Regions from separate parts of the Homo sapiens genome. Here region 1 is linked to region 2. A link is a loop called in an ENCODE intact Hi-C map of the cell type or tissue named here. Cell type or tissue: heart left ventricle. All regions are shown on one strand. Links, peaks and the distances in the headings refer to the core of each region. The heading gives the core; the rest is flanking DNA.

Evidence for each region. Hi-C counts contacts between places; a loop is a spot of excess contacts. Peaks named below come from ENCODE experiments on the same cell type or tissue, not always from the same donor. Only the 100,000 strongest peaks of a DNase experiment are listed, where the experiment ranks them.
Region 1: a loop joins it to region 2, with 2.3 times the contacts of the local background. A loop is called at or near these places in 2 of 110 quality-filtered maps.

Annotation. Positions count from the first base shown.
Region 1 is chr6:16,665,393-16,676,222 of GRCh38, forward strand. The region is part of intron 2 of ATXN1 (ataxin 1); the gene reads right to left. Among named protein-coding and RNA genes, the nearest start is that of ATXN1-AS1, 90 kb to the right of the region's middle. RefSeq lists a silencer at 5,304-5,383 and an enhancer at 6,918-7,419. In heart left ventricle, for the core only: no CTCF peak of the experiment used is centred there; a DNase peak (open chromatin) is centred at 4,869; H3K27ac peaks cover 587 bases.
Region 2 is chr6:16,535,493-16,546,322 of GRCh38, forward strand. The region is part of intron 4 of ATXN1 (ataxin 1); the gene reads right to left. Among named protein-coding and RNA genes, the nearest start is that of ATXN1-AS1, 220 kb to the right of the region's middle. In heart left ventricle, for the core only: a CTCF peak has its summit at 5,865; a DNase peak (open chromatin) is centred at 8,779; H3K4me3 peaks cover 589 bases; H3K27ac peaks cover 1,800 bases.

The DNA.
Region 1 (10,830 bases), core at 1,458-9,457, 130 kb after region 2:
TTCATTACACAATATCATCACACATCATATAGCCTCTGAAAAACTCCGCTGTACACATGGAAGAGAATGGGAATGGAATAGGTAAATAATGTCTTAGTATTACCATAAAAATAATCTTGATCTTACAGATGTCCCTCCAGAAAAGGTCTTGGGTGGGGGTGGGGGGGTTCCCAAAGTGAGAACTGCTGACCAGGCAGACATTCTAAACCCCACAGATCCCTACTGGAAGTAAAAGCACAGAACTCTAGGTTTCCTTCTGGCCTCAATTTCCATAATTCCCACCATTTGTCCTCTTGGGGATCACTGAGTACAACCTAACAAAGACCATTAACCCATGTGGTCAAGAACATGAGATAAACCATGAGGGCACCAGAGGGAAGAGTTATCTGTGGGCGGAAAACTGTATTTACTTGGATTCTACTAGGCAAGAAACTGTGAGAAGTGTGCATTTTTAATTTTGTTTTATTTTTATGGGTACATGATCGTTGTGCATATTTATTGGGTACATGTGATTTTTTGATACAAGCACACAATGTGTAATGGTCAAATCAAGGTATTTGGGATACCCATCACTTCATTTCTTTTTGTTAGGGACATTCCAAATTCATTCCTCTAGTTATTTTGAAATATACAATAAGTTATTGTTAACTATTGTTGCCCTATTGTGCTACTGAACACTAGCTCTTATTCCTACTATCTAACTATATTTTTATAGCCACTAACCAACCTCTCTTTATTCCTCCCTCCTCACTACCCTTTCCATCCTCTGCTAACCATCATTCTACTCTCTGTCTCCATGACGTCATGTTTCTTAGCTCCCTCATATGAGTGAGAATATGTGATATTTGTCTTTCTGTGCCTGGCTTATTTTACTTAACATAACGTCTTCCAGTTCCAGCCATGTTGTTACAAATGACAGAATTTCATTCTTTTGTATGGCTGAATAATATTCCACTGTGTATATGTACCTTATTTTCTTTATCCATTCCTTCATTGATGGAGACTTAGATTGATTCCATATCTTGGCTATAATGAATAGCTGCAACAAACATGGGAGTGCAGGTATCTCTTCAATATACTGATTTCCTTTCTTCTGGATATATACATGACTTTTCTTTTCTTTCTTTCTTTTTTTTTGGAGTCTAGCTGTGTCACCAGGCTGGAGTGTAGTACTGTGATCTCAGCTCACTGCAACCTCTGACTCCCTGGTTCCAGTGATTCTCCTGCCTCAGCCTCCCGAGTAGCTGGGATTACTGGCACATGCCACCACACTCAGTTACTTTTTGCATTTATAGTAGAGACGGAGTTTCACCATGTTGGCCAGGATGGTCTTGCTCTCCTGACTTTGTGATCCGTTCGCCTCGGTCTCCCAAAGTGCTGGCATTACAGGTGTGAGCCACTGCACCCAGCCATGACTTTTTTTTTAGCAAACACTTTCTTCCAATCTAGGCTTTAAGAATCTAGTTAAAATTTCTTTTAACTAAAGGAATAAACTTTTAAAGTACATGGAAAGAGATTCAGAAAGACCTTTTTCATGAAATCAATTCATGAAGTAACTAGGTAAATTATAAATCATTATCTATTTAGAAAGAAAATACGCAAAGAACTACTAAACAACACTGGTTATCTTTGGGTGTTAATGGACACATGCAATGATAATAGCTAACATTCACATGTTAAGCCCTTGAGTTTCATTATCTCCTCTAAGCCCTAGAACCATCCTAGGCAGTGGACACTTTTATTACCCGCCTTCTAATAAATAAAGAAATGGAGGTGAAGGAGCTACATAATGTACCCACAAGTGACAGATTGAGGACTCCAACCTCCATCCACCTGAGAGCAAAGATTCTCTATCTCCTCAGTCTGCTGCCTCCTTTCCAATTAATAGTTGACTGAACTTCGGTAGATTCTTCCTCTGGCAGGTATTCCACAATCATGAAACATCCTCTTCACTTTCTTGTTTCAAAGTGAGGAGTTGGCTTGATGAATTGGCTCAGAGCCCATCCTAAAATATGTACGTGTCGGTAAGATTCTTTTGCCTCCCCAAAGCAGACCGGTTATCACATGGAAAAAGGAGTCTCACTCACAAGCCACACGCTGGATTCTGTGAGGTTAAAACTTTTGATTCTTAGAAGGACATGAGGATAGAGCACTGATGTTCTGTAAACAAAATGATGGTCTGTAAACAAAATTCAAGGTATCCTCAGCCCAGCCCGAATCCCCTGTTTATTCCTCTGAAAGCACATTTATGAAACAAGCTCTGCAAAAATGCCAGTCATCTCTAAGGCACCACAGTAAGGCAAGGAGCTATGTAGTGTTATCCTTTTGAAGTGCTTTCTAAACGCTTAACTCCCTTGGGTCAGTTGATTCACCATCCACCTCTGTCCCCTTTGCTTATTATTTCTCTCACCTCAGATGGCTTTCCTTCTGCTAACCCACAATCGTTAAAAACATACTGAACACTTTCTAGATTATTCTTAGTCATTTTTCAATGCCCGGCTCAAGACATTTGTCTTTCTATAACCACTGCAGCTCACTCTTTCCCCAAAGTGCCTCGGGCCAGGACTCCCATCAAGGTGGGCTTACCTATGTGCTCTCTGACCCCCTGTAATGTTGCCTCATTTGTGTGAGTCTCGGCTTTCGTAACTATTAATAGATGACAGATGTTCTTAAAACCTTCTAGAGAAATCTCTCAAGGCAGTGCACATAGTGCCAGATACAAAATATCATGCTTGCTCTCATTTTTCTCTAATTGAGTGAGGACTAAAGAACACTGGCATGTTTTTTTTGTTTTTGTTTTCTTATTTTTTTGTTTTTATTACTAAAGTTTTAGGGTACATGTGCACAATGTGCAGGTTTGTTACATATGTACACATGTGCCATGTTGGTGTGCTGCAACCATTAACTCGTCATTTAGCATTAGGTATATCTCCTAATGCTATCCCTCCCCCCTCCCCCAACCCCACAACAGGCCCCAGTGTGTGATGTTCCCCTTCCTGTGTCCATGGAACACAGGCATGTTTTTAACGTTGATTTTATTTTTAAACATCTTGCCTTTTGGTCTTGAGAGTCAAGATATTAGCCATGTAATTGAACCAGAAGCTTTAGATATTATTAAAGAGAACAGGAGTCTATAGAGTTCAGCCAAGGGTGCCCACTGAGAAGCTCCATGCTAGTTTATTTGTGACTTTCTCAGGGAAGAGAATTAGGTCTGTCCTACTGCAAACTGAAATAGAATAAAGTAGGATAGTATACTAACTCTTGGCAAAAAATTCTCAGCCATTCTTAATGACATCCATACCTCCAGTTCCATGCCCTGTTCAAGCATTTCGTATACCTCTGTTTTCAGTAGGAATGCCACAAACTGGTATGGAGCTTTTATTATTTTATTTTATTTTTTATTTTATTTTATTTTATTTACTTTATTTTATTTTGAGATAGGGGTCTATGTTGCCCAGTCTGGTCTTGAACTCCTGGCCTCAAGCAATCCTCCCACCTTGGCCTCCTGGGTAAGGATCTTTGTAATGAATATTATTATTTGGATGACAGACTGCAGGAAGCCCAGAATCCACCCCATTTTCTTGGCATCATAATTACTCTTTGAGAAATTGTGCTGTACACTTTGTATAAAATGAGAGCATGTAAATCAAGCAATAATAACAACAATCCTCCCATAGTATGTCAAACTCACGAGGCATTTCCTTCTCCTCCAAACCCTCCTTTCTCTCAGACAAACCAAGTAATTGAAGACATGTATTTTCAAGGAACATGGCTAAGAGCAGACTGTTTCTTTACCACATCAAACTTCTGTGCAGAAGTTAAGAAAGGAGAATCACTCTAATGCTTATTCCTAATGACTGTGATAGACTTTCTGCCTTGAATGGTGCATTTCCATTTGTAAGCTCCATTTATAGAATCACACAAGTTTTTGCCTTCCTCTGAAACCTAACACCCTGATCTTACCCTTTTTTGTATACATCACTCTTGGTGGAAATTTTCAACAACCACAAAGGTGGGGGAAAGGGCGTGGCGTACACTGACTCCTTAGTCATGTTTCCTGATGTTGCCATTTTAGTGTATTTTAAGTATTTACTTATGGCAACAATTATAGTTCACAAAGCACTGTTCTCTTTTTCCATCCGGCAGACCCCCTTGGTGTGCTCTACTACAAAAGGCAGTTTTCTGAATCACTGCTATTAATCAGTAAAGAATTGATGTCCCTATTTGGTGAATAGCAAACTGCTCCTATTGCTCTCTGAACTGAACTGAACAATCTTTTTTTTTTTTTTTTTTTTTTACTTTAAGTTCTGGGACAAATGTGCAGAACGTGCAGGTTTGTTACATAAGTATACATGTATCACGGTGGTTTGTTGTACCCTTCAACCCGTCATCTAGGTTTTAAGCCCCAAATGCATTAGGTATTTGTCCAAATGGAACTCAGCAGTCAGCAAAATATATTAAATTTGTCAGTTCTAGAATAACTCTTGTTGCCTACCTCCACATTCACATTGGTGATGTCTACTCCCTGTCCTCACTCCTGAGCACCTGTCACCTCAGACCACACCACTGAAGCTGACCACCCCATGACCCCCAACCAAGAAAGGGTAAGCCAACACAGAGAAGCCAGGGTGGGCGCTCAGAGAGACTCCTGGGTCTGGTCACTTCTGTGGGTCCACTAAGCCTGTTCCTGGTACCCCAATATCACTAAGTGGCCCAACTTAGAAATACTAGAATCAACTCCTCTGCCTTCCCCCTTATTCCACAGGTCAGCAGGGACCAAATCCTATCAATTCTATTTCCTGGTTATGCTACTTGAATCCTTCCCTTTCTGCCTCTCCAGCAAGTCTGGCTCTGCCGTCACTCACCCCTCGTGCCCTCTCACCCAGATGTCTGCCTGCTCTCATGGTTCTCCAATCACCTCTCCAGAATGCCACAAAAGCTGGCTCTAGAAAATACAGATCTGATCCTTGTACTCTCCAAACTGAAAACCATGGTGACTGCAGTATACTCTCCAAACTATCACTAAAGAGGAAGGGGGATGTGAAACATATACAGTACATTACTCTCTGCGATCTTCCTCTGTGCTATCAACAAGCAAGAAAAAAGAGATCTGGAGAAAACAGATGTGGAGGATACATGCAGAGGACCAAGAACCAAGATTTTATTCAGATTTCCTTCCGTTTTTACTTGGCTCATCTATATTTTGGGTCAGTTTTTTAGAACTCAATTTGACTTTTAATCATTAAAAATGATCCTAGAAGCATGTCCTGTGAGGCACTGCCAAGTCGCATTGATGCATTTCATTACTGCTTGAAAGGCCACATATTCAAAACACTACTAGAAGTCAGGCTAAAGAAAATAAAATGATTTTGGATATTTTTAAGCAGTTACTAAAACAGAAACAAATGTTATTTTTAATCTCTGGCTCACTGTAAACTGACAAGATATGAATATGAATTTTACCAAGTAATGTATAATAACTGCTTCTGCTCACCACAACCACATGCCAACAACTCAATTTTATATTTCATTTCGATGTTACATGTGGAACATATAATCTAGATTACAAACCATCCTCATTACAGTCCATTTACTCTAGCTAATTTTTGATAGCATGACATCATTAGCATAAAAAAGCTTAGTGAATAACTATTCTGAAATTTGCTTTTATAAAAGTCCTTGCAAAGTTTTACATTTCTAAACAAGTGAAAACCAATAGCTGAAAAATTGTAAGATGATGCCATAATTGTCCAAATGTTGCTCAGTTCACCAACAGGCTTACTGAGTAGGTTCTTTAGAAAGAAATTCTGCCAGGTAGTTTGTAATAAGAAGTATCTGCTATGGATCATGCCTTTACAAAGTTTACATTCCAGCAGGGAGGAAAGCATGTACACAATTGGCACTTTTCTTTTCTTTCTTTTTTTTTTTTTTTGCAGTAACGTAACAGAATAAGAGAAGTACAAAAGAGCTACAAAGTCTCAAAAGAGGAACCATTTTATGCAGGAGAGGGTATCAGGAAAGATTCTGGTAAGAAAGTGGGCCTCAGGAGCTAGGCAGATGGGAATTTTGAACTCTAAGTGTCTATTTCTGAAGTGAAACTAATCAATGTGTTTCTACAGTTAACATTTATTGAGCAACTACTATGTGTCACAAAGTTCATAAATGTTATCTCTAAGCTTCCAAACAAACATGGAATGACAGCCTGGTTACAAATGATTAAAAAGGGACTCACAGAGTCTATTAACATTCCCAAGAGTCATTAGTTCTTACTGAACATTAGTAAGCCAAAGGCATATTTATATCAACACAAGAGTTAATCACACAGAAAAGATGACAGTCTTAATTCGAACAATCAAGGGTCAAAATCATTATATATTTTGAATACGAATATGGTTGAATATGACAAGGATTTGAATACGTCAAAACACAAATCACATTCCCTGACATGTAACTGAAATGACAAGAATATCAAGAACTTAAGTACATGTTTATTCTAACCTCTAACATCAGTATTATGCAATGATTTCATTTTAAACTAAATGATTAAAATGTACCTTTGTTTTAAAATAGGTATTTGAGTTTCTACAGCAGTGTTTCTCCAAGTGTGAGCCAAGGACCTTTTATGTTAAATGAATCACAGGAGGGTGCTCGTTAAAAGTACAACTCCTGGGCCCCACCCCTGACCTATTTAACATACTTTAAGGCCCAGGAATCTGAATTTTCAACAGGACTAAGTTGTATATTCAAGTCCTAGGGCCTCTGGTCTAGAGTTTCCTCCCCACACCTTTCCCCCCAACACGTTTCCCTCTTGTTTACTCCCTTACTGAAATGTGTCTTTGCCAATTTAAACAATTACTTTTCAACATCCTCCAAATGTTTTCTGTGTCATACTGCATTAAAAGAAAAATTACTTCTAAACACTAAAATTATACCACAGGAAAAAAAAAGGCTTTTTTAAAAACCCATTTTTATAACACTTCTTTTGCTACATCTAGCTCAAGTCAGCAAAATGTGGCTCTAGTAAATGCCTTGGAGTCTGTGGTAGGCACAACAAGGGACCTTCAAACATACCCACGTCCTAATCCCCAGAATCAGTCTGTGAATTCGTGGTAAAAGCGATTTCACAGATGTGATGACATTAAGGATCTGGAGATGGGGAGATGATACAGGTGGGTCCAATGTAATCGCAAGGAAGTTTAAAAGTCTGAGAAGGAGGAAGAAGTGTCAGAGGAAGATTCAACTATGGAAACACAGCACAGAGAGATGCAACATTGATGGCTTTGAAGATAGGGGAAGGGGCCAGGAGCCAAGAAATACAATGGCATCTAGACAATGGAAAAAGGTGGGCCAGGCACGATGGTTCATGCCTGTGATCCCAGCACTCTGGGAGGCCGAGGCGGGTGGATCGCCTGAGGTCGAGAGTTCGAGACCAGCCTGGCCAACATGGAGAAACCCCACTCTAGTAAAAATATAAAATTTAGTTGGGTATGGTGCTGGGCTACTCCCAGCTACTTGGGAGGCTGAGGCAGGAGAATTGCTTGAACCTTGGAGACGGAGGTGGCACTGAGCCAATATGTGCCACTGCACTCCAGCCTGGGCGACAGAATGAGACTCCGTTCCCCCCCGCCAAAAAAAAAAAAAAAAGAAAAGAAAAGAAAGAAAACGGAAAAGGCAAGGATATGAATTATTCTCTAGAGTCCCTACAGAGAATGAGCCTGGCTGACACTTTGATTTCAGCCTGGTGAGACCTGTATTGGATTTCTGACCTGCAGAACTGTCAGATAAAAACAGTTGCTTTAAGCCACAAAGTTCCTGATAAGTTGTTACAGCAGCAATGAAAAACTAACACAGGTGCTTTGAAGAAACTCAGGTCACCTCTAACACAAAGGCCATGGCCCAGCCAGCCACCCACATACTTTCCGGCTTTACCAAACACATAAAGACAGAATCCCAAATATTAATTTGGCACAAATGGGATATGGCCCGGGTAGTTTATTTTCATGCAATGCTGCTACCTCTTTTCTCCGTTTCCTTCCTTATCCTGCTCTTCCCACTCACGCCTGCAGCTTACCTCCTCACCTTTGTCAAGGCAGGCTGATTTATCAGCTTGGAAACTATGAGAAGGAAAGGGTCTAAGGCAGGGTTTCTCAACTCCAGCACTATTAACATTTTGGGCCAGATGATCCTTGGTTGAGGCAGAGGACTGTTTGGTGCATTGTAGGATATGATATTGATTGATTGATTGATTTTTAAAAATCATTCATTCATTCATTCATTCAAGAGACCCCTGACTCTGCTGCCCAGGCTGGAGTGTAGTGACGCCATCACAGCTCACTGCAGCCTCAAACTCCTGAGCTCAGGCGATCCTCCTGCCTCGACCTCCTAAAGTGCTGGGATTACAGGTGTGAGCCAATGCCCCCAGCCCCATTGCAGGATGTTCAGCAGCATTTCTGGCCTCTACTCACTAGATGCCAGTATTGCTACCTTGTTTTCCCATTTGGGACGATCAAAAAGTGTCTCCAAACATTGCCAAATGTCCTGAGAGGGCAAAATGGTCCCCAGTTGAGATCCACTGGTTGACAGCATGTGGCAGTTAATGTGGTGGTCTGTGTTCTCTCCATCAGTTCCCTCCCATACATGGAAATGCTCTAACGTGTTTTATATATATATATATTCTTACATTGCTGCTGGTCTCATTCAAATGAGTCTCCCAAGGATTCAGTCTGTTTGACATTTTAAAACAGCTCAAACTCAGAATTCAACCACAGGACTTTTTTTTAAAATGGCCCCACTATACTTATTCCCAGCCACAGGCAAGGGAAACATGGCTTTTCCACAATGACCCGCAGCCCAACCTAGCCAACAAGCTCACAATTCATCCATACTGCTGCTACAGAGGCGACAGAGGTCAGCACTTGCTATTTGACTGTTACAGAGAACTTTCTTTTTTTTTTTTTTTTTTTTTTTTGAGACGGAGTCTCGCTCTGTTGCCAGGCTGGAGTGCAGTGGTGTGATCTCGGCTCACTGCAACACTGCAAGCTCCGCCTCATGGGTTCAAGCGATTCTCCTGCCTCAGCCTCCCAAGTAGCTGGGATTACAGGCGCCCACCACCACGCCCAGCTAATTTTTTTTTTTTTTGTATTTTTAGTAGAGACGGGGTTTCACTGTATTAGCTAGGCTGGTCTCAAACTCCTCACCTCATGATCTGCCCACCTTGGCCTCCGAAAATGCTGGGATTATAGGCTTGAGCCACCACGCCCTGCCTACAGAGAACTTCCTAAAGTTCACTGCAACTTTATTACCTAGATTTCATTAATAAAAATCCTTTCAATCAGAAGGTTTAGCACAGTGTAGACCAAAGAGATCATTCACTGAAAGGCTGGCTCTGATGGCAAAACAGATGGTTTGGAATGAGATCCTGGGAAATGGCCACTGTACTGGAGTAAGAAATCAATGCTCCTAGAGAAACAGATCATTTCCTCAGCAAGTTTTTGCCAAGAACATGACTTAAACAAACATGTGAAAAGATCCTGTTTTGTGTAGTTCTGAATTCTGCTCAGACTTTCAATTTCAAAATAACAAAGCAGTAAACTGGAAACATAGCCCCCATTCTTTCTGAAATCTTAAACAGACTGCAGCTTCCAAGGTTGGATGTGAAATTCAGAGGCACACAACTCTTTTGGTAGAAAGCTGCAGCCCAGCAGAGCTCTCTGAAGTCTAGGGGGAGGTGGGTGTCTGTGTTGTAGATTGGTGACTTTATAGAATGTGCTTCCAGGAATGTGAGCATACACACCCCTGGCAACTGAAAGTAACCAATGGCTTTTTAACAGATCCACTTTATTTCAACGTTTGGAGATTAACCCGCAATCAAATACTGCCGTATGAGTCCGTGCTAAGACTTCATCATTTCACATTTTCTGTCAAAAGCCTTTCTTCAATTGCACCATAGTCCCATAAAATCTGAAAATATCACATGACTGAGGATCTAAGAGCCAAGGTCCTGAATCACACAACATACTCATTAGGGAATCTTCTCCCTTTCCCCCTTTCAGATATTTTAAAATTAAAACGAAGGGTGGAGGGAATTTATATGTAATGATATTGGCCTGATGGCAGTCAACTTATGGCACACATGAAGGCGAAAGGAGCAGGGAAAGTTTTTTCAGGGAGAGGTGGAGATGGAGCCTACATATATTTAAAATTGGAGGCCAGGTGCGGTGGCTCACGCCTGTAATCCCAGCACTTTGGGAGGCTGAGGCTGGCGGATCATTTGAGGTCAGGAGTTCAAGACCAGTCTGACTGACATGGTGAAGCCCCATCTCTACTAAAAAAAATATATAAAAAAAATTAGCCAGGCATTGTGGTGCATACCTGTAGTCCCAGCGACTCGGGAGGCTGAGGCAGGAGAATCACTTGAACCTGGGAGGTGGAGGCTGCAGTGAGCCAAGATTGCACCACTGCACTCCAGCCTGGGTGACGGAGTGAGACTCTTTCTCAAAAAATAAATAAATAAATAAAAATAAAATAAAATTGTGATGCAAGACACTGCCAAAGGAGAAGCGGACAGGGTTATGGGGAAGGAACATACACATCATCATACATGTCTCCAATATAGAAAAATGCTGCATTCCCAAATGCTGCATTATGAATGAAAACATCAAGGCAGGTAACACCATGAAGCCTGTGTCTCTAATCTGGCTACCCAAATAAGGCTACTAATGCTCATCAACAGGGTAGTATTACATTGGTAAGTGTGAGTGAGTTTGCAATTCGATGAAAAAAATATATATACAACTGAAGATTTCTAAAAGATAATTCACTAACTTACAT
Region 2 (10,830 bases), core at 978-8,977:
AGAGCAACAAAATAAACAACATAGTACTGGATTAGAACCTAAAGAATAAAATAAACACCCATGAGTTCATATTGATATAAATAAATTTTAAAAGAGGAAGAAAACACGCATCTCTTGAGCAAAGGAGTTCTAAATAATTCATGCAGATGTTCTGCCCTTGTAAAGGTAGAGCGTAACTGCCCACCCCTTAAGTGTGGGCTGTGCACAGTGACTTCCTTCCAACGAGTAGTACAGTATGGAAAAGGGTGTGTGTGAGTGTGTCTGTGTACAAAGAGTAACTTTAAAGTTGACAAACCCTGACACAACCTCGGCTGAGGTCATCAAGATCAACAGCCCATGATAGGTCACATATGATGTGATAAAAGTGACAATCTGCCAATTTTAAGGAGTACAGACTAATCATTTTGTGGACTGTCCCTCAATTTGGGTTTTTCTGGCCAGGCATGGTTGGCTCACGCCTGTAATCCCAGCACTTTGTGGGGCCAAAGAGGGTGGATCACTTGAGCCCAGAAGTTTGACACCAGCCTGGCAAAACCCTGACTCTACCAAAAAAAAACCAAAAACCAAAAACCAAATTAGCTGGATGTGGTAGCCTATGCCTGTAGTCCCAGCTACTCAGGGGGCTAAGATGGGAGGATTGCTTAAGCCCCGAAGGTCCAGTCTGCAGTGAGCTGAGATCGTACCACTGCACTCCAACCTGGGCGACAGAGTGAGACCCTGTCTCAACAATAATAATAATAATAGTAATAATAAAATAAAATAAAATTTACCTAAAAGCAAGAACTAAAGCCAATATTTTATTTTGATTGAGTAATGATACACAATAACTAGTCTTGAAGGGCATCAACTAAAACATGATGGACTGCAGGATGGACAGATGGCTTGATACCTGACAAAGCAAATATAGCAAAATATTATTTGCAAAATCTAGGTGGCAAGTTTATGGGTGTTCACTGTACAATTCTTACAATTTACTTGTATGTTTGCAATTTTTCCTAATAAAATGTTGGGGGGAAAGTCTCTCGTGAACAACTCTGCCCAGTCATAGAAGAGTTTCCCAGGAAAGATTTATTTAGCCCAAATATGCATGTATCTGACTTTTGGGGGACATCTCATTTAACAAAAATTAGGCTTCTGATTTCTCCTTTTAACCTCTTTTACAGAAAACTGCCCCCCTTAGCAGTGAAAGGCAGCACTTTTGCCAATGTGCTATTGCAATGTGCTACTGCAATGTGCAATGCAATTAGGCTATTAAATAATAGACAAAAGGCCAATGTTTATTAATTAGCAAAAAGCCATATAGGATATGAGCTCTAGACTCTGCAGAGCTTTATATTCCACATGGACCCTCCAATCATTTTTGTGGCTTGGATGGATTTCAGCACTGGTACTTATCATGGTCAAAGATACATCATTATTGCTCTAGTCAATACACATTTTCATTAAATAGCACATTTATAACACATGTATTTATTTTACAATTTCCATAAACTTGGTTATTTACTCATTCTACCTTCAACTCTTACTTGGCCTTAGGAAATGTAAAATCTTTTTTTTTTTTTTGATAAGAGGTTTTTCTTGAAATAGGAGTTAATTAAAAGATTTAAGGAAAACGTACCTCTTGTGATTCAAACATGAGATTATTATTATCTTTTATAAAAGGTAAAATCTATTTCAGAGCATTTTAAGTGTGCATCAACCGTCCCTGAATTCCGATGCTTGACAAATTCATTAGCAATAACAAATGTTAAACCTGTCTAGAGTATTTCCTTGCTATTCTACGCAGCAAATCAATGGCCTCGCCAACCGCCACAGGATAAAAGTGTGTGTATTCTGCCAACGTGATGCCACCGACAGGGAGAGCCAACTCTGCTCACCCTCCGAGAAGGACTCTAGTGCATAAGTGGCTGCCTATGTATTGGGATGTTCTGGCCGGGCGCGGTGGCTCACGCATGTAATCCCAGCACTTTGGGAGGCTGGGGCAGATGGATCACCTGAGGTCAAGAGTTCAAGATGGGCTTGGTCAGCACAGTGAAACACTGTCACTACTAAAAAGACGCAAAATTAGCTGGACGTGGTGGCAGGTGCCTGTAATCCCTGCTAGTCGGCAGGCTGGGGCAGGAGAATCGCTTGAACCCAGGAGGTAGAGGTTGCAGTGAGCCGAGACTGCACCACTGCACTCCAGTCTGGGCAACAAGAGTGAAACTCTGTCTCAAAAAAAAGAAAAAAAGAAAAAAAGAAAAAAAAAAAGAAATGATGTTCTAACTGAAATACAACCATGATACAGGCAAAAACAGACTTCGATTTGGAAGCTAAAAAAGGTGTCTTGGCCAGGTGCGGTGGCTCACACCTGTAATACCAGCACTTTGGGAGGCCAAGGTGGGCGGATCACCTGAGGTCAGGAGTTTGAGACCAGCCTGGCCATCATGGTGATACCCCATCTCTACTAAAAATACAAAAATTAGCCAGGCATGGTGGCAGATGCCTGTAATCTCAGCTACTTGGGAGGTCAAAGCAGGAGAATCACTTAAACCCAGGTCAGCTTGCTGGCAACTTCCCAGATTAGTGCACTTGATGAAACCCCTTGTAATAATTAAATTCCTTCCACCGGCACAAGAAATATGTCCACTGAAAATAGGAATTTCCTTTCTCTCTTTGCCCTCAAGACCTTCACCACCCAGGACAGTGAGAGGCTATAAGTGTTAAGGGCACCGGGGCAGAGCCAATATCTGGGTTTAAATGACCTTGGGCAAATCACTTAACCTCACTGTTTTCAGATATAAAATTTACATAACAAAAGTTGTGAGGATTAAAGGGTTAATATAGCACAAAGCACTTAGAGCAGTATTATAGGTGTTTGCTTTTATTGACCAACATACAAAGAGCTGACTGTTATTCAATGATTCCAAAATAATTGTTCTTTTTATTTTTTTAATCTTTTTTTTGTTTTTAATTATACTTTAAGTTTTAGGGTACATGTGCACAACATGCAGGTTTGTTACATATGTATAGATGTGCCAGGTTGGCGTGCTGCACCCATTAACTTGTCATTTAACATTAGGTATATCTCCTAATGCTATCCTTCCCCCCTCCCCCCACCCCACAACAGGCCCCGGTGTGTGATGTTCCCCTTCCTGTGTCCATGTGTTCTCATTGTTCAATTCCCACCTATGAGTGAGAACATGGGGTGTTTGGTTTTTTGTCCTTGCGATTGAGATAGTCTCGCTCTGTCACCCAGGATGGAGTGCAATGGCACTATCTCGGCTCACTGCAACCTACGCCTCCCAGGTTCAAGCAATCCTCTCGCCTCAGCCTCCCAAGTAGCTGGGACTACAGGCATGAGCCACCACACCTGGCTAATTCTTGTTTTTTCAGTAGAGACAGGGTTTCACCATGTTGTCCAGGATGGTCTCGAACTCCTGACCTCAGGTGATCCACCTGCCTCGGCCTCCCAAAGTGCTGGGATTACAGGCATGAGTCACTGCGCCCAGCCCAAAATAACTATTCTAACCTATCCTCTCCTCACTACTTACCCCCACTATCCTTCACCTGCCAACCCACTCTAAGTCTGTTCATTTAGACTTCTACCCATTCCCATGCAGAAAGGACCAGTTCAGCAACAGCAGGGATGCTGGCAGGTAGGTTTTAGAAACTCTTAATCACAGGGCTAATGTGTTGATCCAGCTTAAATGTATAGCTAATGATTCATTCCACTTTTCATTTTATAACAAGGGTTTTTTTGCATGCAGATTTTATCATGACGCTTGCTTTCTCTCTTCTCTTGTATCAAGCATCTTTTCATCTTCAGCTCTGTCCCACCCCACTGCTGAATTTTTTAAAAAAGAAAAAAGAAACCCAGCCAACTAGCTCAGAGGCCTATGTATTTTGCTCTGAACTTCACACTGACGATATTATACACAGTCATGGCAGTGACTGTATTATACACGGTCATGGAAGTTATGGAGAATTGGAATCTAATGAAAAGAGATAAGAGAGGAGCAGAGAGATAAAGGAACCCTTGAAAATCAGCCCCAATATCTCACCCAGATATGGGTGGCCTCAGAGCTTATTGATATAGACTGTGTCTCTCACCAAAGGGCATGCCATTTGCTTGCCATCATTTCTTTAAAACTATTAGTCACTCTCACACCGATTTACCTTTAAACAAGGACATTCTATAACCAGGGATCCACCTCTGTGGCTTAGTCATCGGATCAGCCTCAAGGTCACCGACTAGAGTAACCTGATGACAATTACCTCATTCACCCACTATAGAACAGTTCTATCACCGATCAATACAGGACACCTCTGCACAACATCAACAAAGCCTTCTCAAGGGGGCACCCTGCATGCATCAGAAACAAATTACACCCTTAGAGGCAGATGACACACCGAAGGCAGAAAGATCCTCTCTGCAAAGCAAAGCCTTTGTTTAAGTCTGAGAGGAGTGCCAATCCAACCTCAAAAAAAGGAGAAAAGGAGAGGAAAGAGGATCCATGCCACAGAAACAGAGTACTGTTCGGAACTCTTTTCTTGACATGATGTTTCCCTTGCCTTTCCGCTCGAACACGGGATGCATCTTCTGGGGAAGAGAAAACTGGAAGTGCAATGACAGGGGACTGCAATGCTGAGAATCAAGAAACAGAATTTCACAGTGCATTGGTGAAATCACCAATAATAAACATTATAGAGTGCTTACTCTGTGTCAGTCTCTTAATTATTATTATAATTATTTTTGGAGACGGAATCTTGTTCTGTCACCAGGCTGGAGTGCAGTAGCATGATCTCGGCTCAATGCAACCTCCGCCTCCTGGGTTCAAGTGATTCCCCTGCCTCAGCCTCCCAAGTAGCTGGGACTACAGGCGCGTGCCACCACGCCTGGCTAATTTTTTATATTTTTAGTAGAGACGGGTTTCACCATGTTGGCCAGGATGGTCTCGAACTCCTGACCTCAGGTGATCCACCCACCTCAGCCTCCCAGAGTGCTGGGATTACAGGCATGAGCCACTGCGCCCGGAACTGATTCAGCTCTCCCAACAGCCCAGTGAGATGAGTTCTATTATTATTCCCATTGTACAGATTGGAGTACTGAGGCACAAGAGGGTAGGTAAAGTGCCTGAAGTCACACTGATAAATGGCTGCAGTTGGGATTCAAAGCCAAGGAGTTAGGCTCTAGAGTCACTATATTAAACTGCCTGGTTAAGAACAGCAATATTACATAATGTTAGGTTTGTGTTGTGTTTTACAGTTTACAAAATATTTGCACATGCTTTTTCCCTCTGCTTGGAATGGCTGTCTCATGTATTTACTTATGAGTTCCTCTCCCAACAGAGCCTTCTACTGAAAGGTGTTCAATACCGTGTTCATAGAGTGAAGGTATGAATAACTGACTCTAATTAATCCTTAAATTGCTGTGGGAGACAGGCTGAGAATATATGACTAAACTTGTTTTGAAATAAGGAAAATGAGGTTTGGGAAAATCAAATGACTTGTCTAAGGTCATATTGCTTTGAATATGAGCTCATCGTAACTAAACCAGTGGTTTAAAAAAAATTTTTTTTAACCACAGGACCTTTCTAAGAAAACTATTTTACATAGCCTCAGAATATCACAGAGCTGAAGGAGAAGCTGCCCCGCTGCCCCGGTCAATAGAGGCTGAGGGCAGCCCACAGCCTCAAAGTTTATGGGGAGCCTCTGGGGCTTTGCAGAATGCAGGCTGGGGACTCACTACTGCACCACGCAACACTACTAGGACACCTGACCCAGCCCTGAAACTTTGAGAGAGGGTGACCAACCACACCTTCAAGTCTCACCCATTTACGACTCTGACCCATGGGGGAAGGCAGAGGATTAAGATTCTTTCTCCTTCCACCCCAGCAGAGGGACCTGTTCTTAGCTTCCCAGCTTGAGCGTCTCTTTCTGTTTCTTTCTTTGGAGCTCTTCTGTATTTGTTCCTTTTTCAGTCCCGAGGGCTGATCACTGGAAACAGGGCAACCTCTGGTGACCTGGTTTTTCATCACCAGCCAGGGCAGAAGAAGTCAAAGTGTGCTCAAGGGCTTTGCACGCTGCTCCCTAGAACTGGACGCCTTTGAGAAATCTGGGATTCTTCCAGGCGGCAGACTTCATTCCACAGTGGTGGAAAAGCTGGCCAGGGAGAGAGAGCAATTTTGCAAGGCACAGTGCCGCACTTGGACCTGTATCCTGACACCGCCAAATCAGAGGAGGCAGAAAGCCCTGAGTGTTACAGAACGTCTGAGCTAGAGGAGGCCTCTAAGAGCTTTCAGTCCAGTCTCCTCATTTAATGAACACGGAAATTGTATCCTGCTAACGTAAAGTGACTTGGTCAAAGCTACGCAGTGGCACAACTAAAACTCAGGATTTCTGACATCTTGCCCCTGAGCACCCAAAACTCAAAGGACAGAAAGTACAATGTGAACTACAGAAGTAACCAAAGGACTTTCTGGTGATGTCAAATGATGCAAGACAGCAAAATGCTCAAGTTGGGAATAAATTGATAGGTGTATCTATTAAAACCATCTCTTAAGGCCTTCTGGGGGAAAACGCCACCACCAAGAATTACTTGAAGGCTTGTCAAGTGCTTTAAGGCGCTATAAGGCAAGATGCAACACTGAGAGACATTAAAAAAAGATAACCTTTTCCCCACTGCCTGAGTTGCTCTTGAGTGCCTAGTGGGTGAACAGAGGAGGGAGAAGCGCCCAGGCTTCCAATGGGTTCTCTGCACAGCCACACGGTCATTAGCATCCACAATCTGCATTCACTCCAGATGAGATTTCATCACCGCATCCTATTTATTCATTCCTTAATATAAATCTAAATTGCGCTCTTCAAATAGCAGAGAGCACTATGCTTCAGTAAGGGGAAAGAGAAACGATCACATTAAGAGACGTGCTGCTGCATTTTCATCTTCTCCCTCCTATGTTACTTTGGTCTTGACAGCCTTAATTCACACAGTGCTCCCGGAGCCCTTCCCTGGCTCGTCCCAAGGATCAGCAAACACACGGCTATCTTAGTTTTTCACACTGGGGCTCTCTCTAGAGGGAAAGTATGTAGCTTTCCACATTCCCAACTACTTGGGAGCCCAAGGTGTTTGCAGCAGCCAAATACAACTAACGAGTAGGAAAAAGACACTAAGAAATGCCACAATTGTGTCTGACACATTCAAAAGACAGTTGTCCTCCCATCCATGGAGGATCTGTTCCAAGACCCCAGTGGACGCCTAAAACCATGAATAGTACCTTTATGTATATCTACTATGTTTTTTCCTATACATATACACCCATGATAGAGTTTAATTTATAAATAAGTCACAGTAAGAGATTAACAACAAAAACTAATAATAAAATAGAACAATCATAACATTATACTGTACTAAAAGTTATGTGAATGTGGTGTCTCTCTCTCTCTCTCAAAATATCTTATTGCATGGCACTCACCTGTTTTTGTACCACGCTTGACTGTGGGTAATTGAAACAGCAGAAAATGACACCGAAGATGGGGGGTGGGGGGAACTACTGTATCAACCTGGATAAGTTCACAGGGAACGGAACACATTCTTTCCAGAAGGTGATGCATAAAATCACAGCATGTCCACAAATGGCCTTTGGGAATGATGGGACATTTGAGTTTACAAAATGCGAGACAAGCAAAGCCCAGGGAGCTGAGCTCTGGCCTGGGTCCCGCTCATTCCTTCCCACCGTCCCGCAGCCACCACCACCTCTCATTCTGTGCGGGAGGGGACATGTGGCCCTAGCACCACCACTTTCCTTATAAAAAGTAATTTATGGTTCCCTTTCCCATGACAGGAAAACTGATAGAAGTTTACAGGCAAAAGTATTATTTCTAATTCTTTTCATTTGGGGATAAGACAAGTCTTTTCCCCCTCTGTGTGTATTTTTAAAATAGTAAAAATTTTAAATGAACATCCTTTATCGGCTTGCACATATGCTAAAGGCAGGGCACATAAGACTCTTACAGGAAAGTATGCCAAGAGAAAAAAGAATGATCAATTACATGTGAATTGAACTCCTAAATATGCCTTAAACCAGGGGATACGTGACCAATTTTATTCAGTAATTCTGTTTGCATGTGTTCTAACCACTACCATTTCAGCTATTTTCCTAAAAAAAAAAAAAAAAAAAAAGAGAGAGAGAGAGTTTAAGCATGCCTAGGGCTCAGAGGAATTTAGATGTTTTCAAGCATTACTACTTGATGCTTTTAGAGCTTCATGCTTGAGTTAAAGGCGAGCACTTAAAAATTAACTCTAACCTCTGGGTTTAGGGCTAGAAGCCAATGACTTCCCATAGGGTCACTAAAGATGCTATTTGTTGGCTAGATTTGTCCTGGGAGTACTCAAGGGTCTCGCAACAAAAGTAACAGGGTTGTCACTTCGAACCTAAAGACTCGATTGCAGCATGGGAAAACATAACAAAATATAATAATGTTATCAAGAATCCTTTTTTACTATCAAGTCTGAAGTACTGGAGATGATGAGAGGAACATCAGGGTATTGGACCATGAAGAGAAAATTCCAGTCCTGGGTGTGCCATCCTGAGCAAGTCATAGCTCTCCTCTGCACCTCAGTTTCCTAATCAGTAAAACAAGGGAGTTGGTGAATTTCTCAAGTCCCTCGCATGCTCCAGGTCTCCGATTCCACGCTCCTCGTCTTTCTCTTTGCCAGCAGGGACTGAGTGTGTGACGAAGGTTGTGCCTTTGACCTCAGAGGAATGTGACAACGGCCTTCCTTGCATTGTTCCCACAGTAACCAGAGCCAGCTGTCCAGGCCGGCTGGCCAAGTTGTGGCGCAGGATCACACACAAGTTGGGGCTCTGCTTGGGGGACTCCGCCTCAAGGCCTCCCCCTTCCTCTAGGTCTTTATCCGCAGGTCGGGACCCTCCTAAGAACACAAGAATGAGCCTGCAATCCTTCCTAAATAACTTTTGGGGGCTTAAAATCCTGGGTGTAGCTACAATCATGTGAAACTCCCCCTAATGACAGCTAGAGGATTTGGGTGTGTATTCAATTCTCTGAGTCTATGACCCTACATCTGGGATGCTGTGGGGTGCTTGCAACCTATAGACAGCAGGTGTTTTCCAGGCGCGTTGGCGTGTTATGGCACTGGGATTCAAGTGAGGATGAACATCTAAGATGAGAGCTGGAGTGAGCCACGATTTGTAACCATGCAGATGTGAGCAGCAGCGACCATGCAGGCTTTCCTCCTTGCCTGCAGCTTGCATCTGAGATCCTAATAAGGGAGGATCACTGGAAAGTATTACCATTATTTTTAGCTTTTCTAAGGGAGGGAGGAGTTTTCGAAAGGACAAAATGGAAAGGAATTTAGGGCAAGGGTGTGTGTAGGTGGGGAGGTGGTGTGGAAGGAGGCGAGAAGATGAGTAGAAATAAGACTTTCAGGACAGATAAGCAGCTTCCTTCTCCTTCCTTAATAGATGATCACAGCCAGGCTTCCAGGGTTATAAAACAACACCAAGGTCTTCAGGTCCAGGTATGTAGAGACAAAGGAGTCTTCGCAAGGAAACCATTTTTCTAAGAGCATGGCAAATACGCATTCCATGTTGTGGGATTTTTTTTCAACTTCCTTTCTTGAAACATAGCTGATGAGGCCACTAATAGAAGCTTCTTGGAAAAGAGTTTCATAATTCACGTTTGATTTGAAGGCAGCTTTAACTTTCTTATTACCCCCCAAAATGTCCTCTTTGGTCTTACAGCGATCATGAATGTTCCAGATTAATAGGAGATGAATGAATTCTCCTTAAATGACCTTAATATGTTCAAGTAGCAAAGTGGAGGTTTGAGTCCAGTGACTTCTGGGGAGACAGTTGTATGGGCTAAGAACACATAACATTTTGAGGAAGGATTTCTTGTCTTTTTTTTTTTTGGCAATAGAAAGTAAAAAGTTTCCTGAGCTGAAAAGGCCACAGCATGTATTCTTCAATTCAGGGTCCTGGTAATCACTGGAACCACAAGTTCAAATGCCATCTAGACCATAAGGACTCTTATAAAACACAAACCACTTCATCATCAACAAACCTATTTGCCTACTAGAACTTTTAAAGCAAGGCTGCAAACTATTCAAGTAAACAACCTTGTGGGGTGGTTGACATGGACCGAGAGCTAACAAGAGAACACTGGAATTAGCTTCTCAGTTTCAAAATAGGACCTAAAGGAGTTTGCGCTATAGGAGAAGAGTTGCTGCATTTTGTTTAATGGAACTAAATTTGTGCCCATTTAAATCATGAGCAGGTGGCACTTGGTAGCAAAGAAAGCCTGAAAATATTCACATTTAGTGAATGCAGTTGTATGTATAATTAGCTGAGATTTATTTTAAAGTACTCTAATCTTTTGTACTCTTTTCTACAATTCAAACTGGTGAGAAATAGAGAGCAGCTTTTGAATTTATTATGAAAGCACAGCTATCGTATTAGCTGTTAAGAAATAAAAAATGGGGAGGGTGTCGGAAAAGTCTCTAATAATATGTACATTAGGAACAGACCAAAGCAAAGGGCTTTCTTTCCTTCAGAGTAGTGAGTCTGCTGCTGTTCCTGAGAAATGAGTGAGCTGCACAGGACCAGCCAGTAGGAGGGCGATGGGAAGAATCAAGGTGTGCATTTTAGAAGCAGAAGGTTTTTTCATGGAAAATTCCAAACATGTACCAAAGACTCACAATAGAACACCAAATATCCATTACTCAGCATCAACAGTGACAAACCATGGCTGATTGTGTCTTCAAGCAAATCCCAGAACTGTAATTTCATCCCTAAGTATTTCATTAGGAACCATAGAATTTTTTAAGCT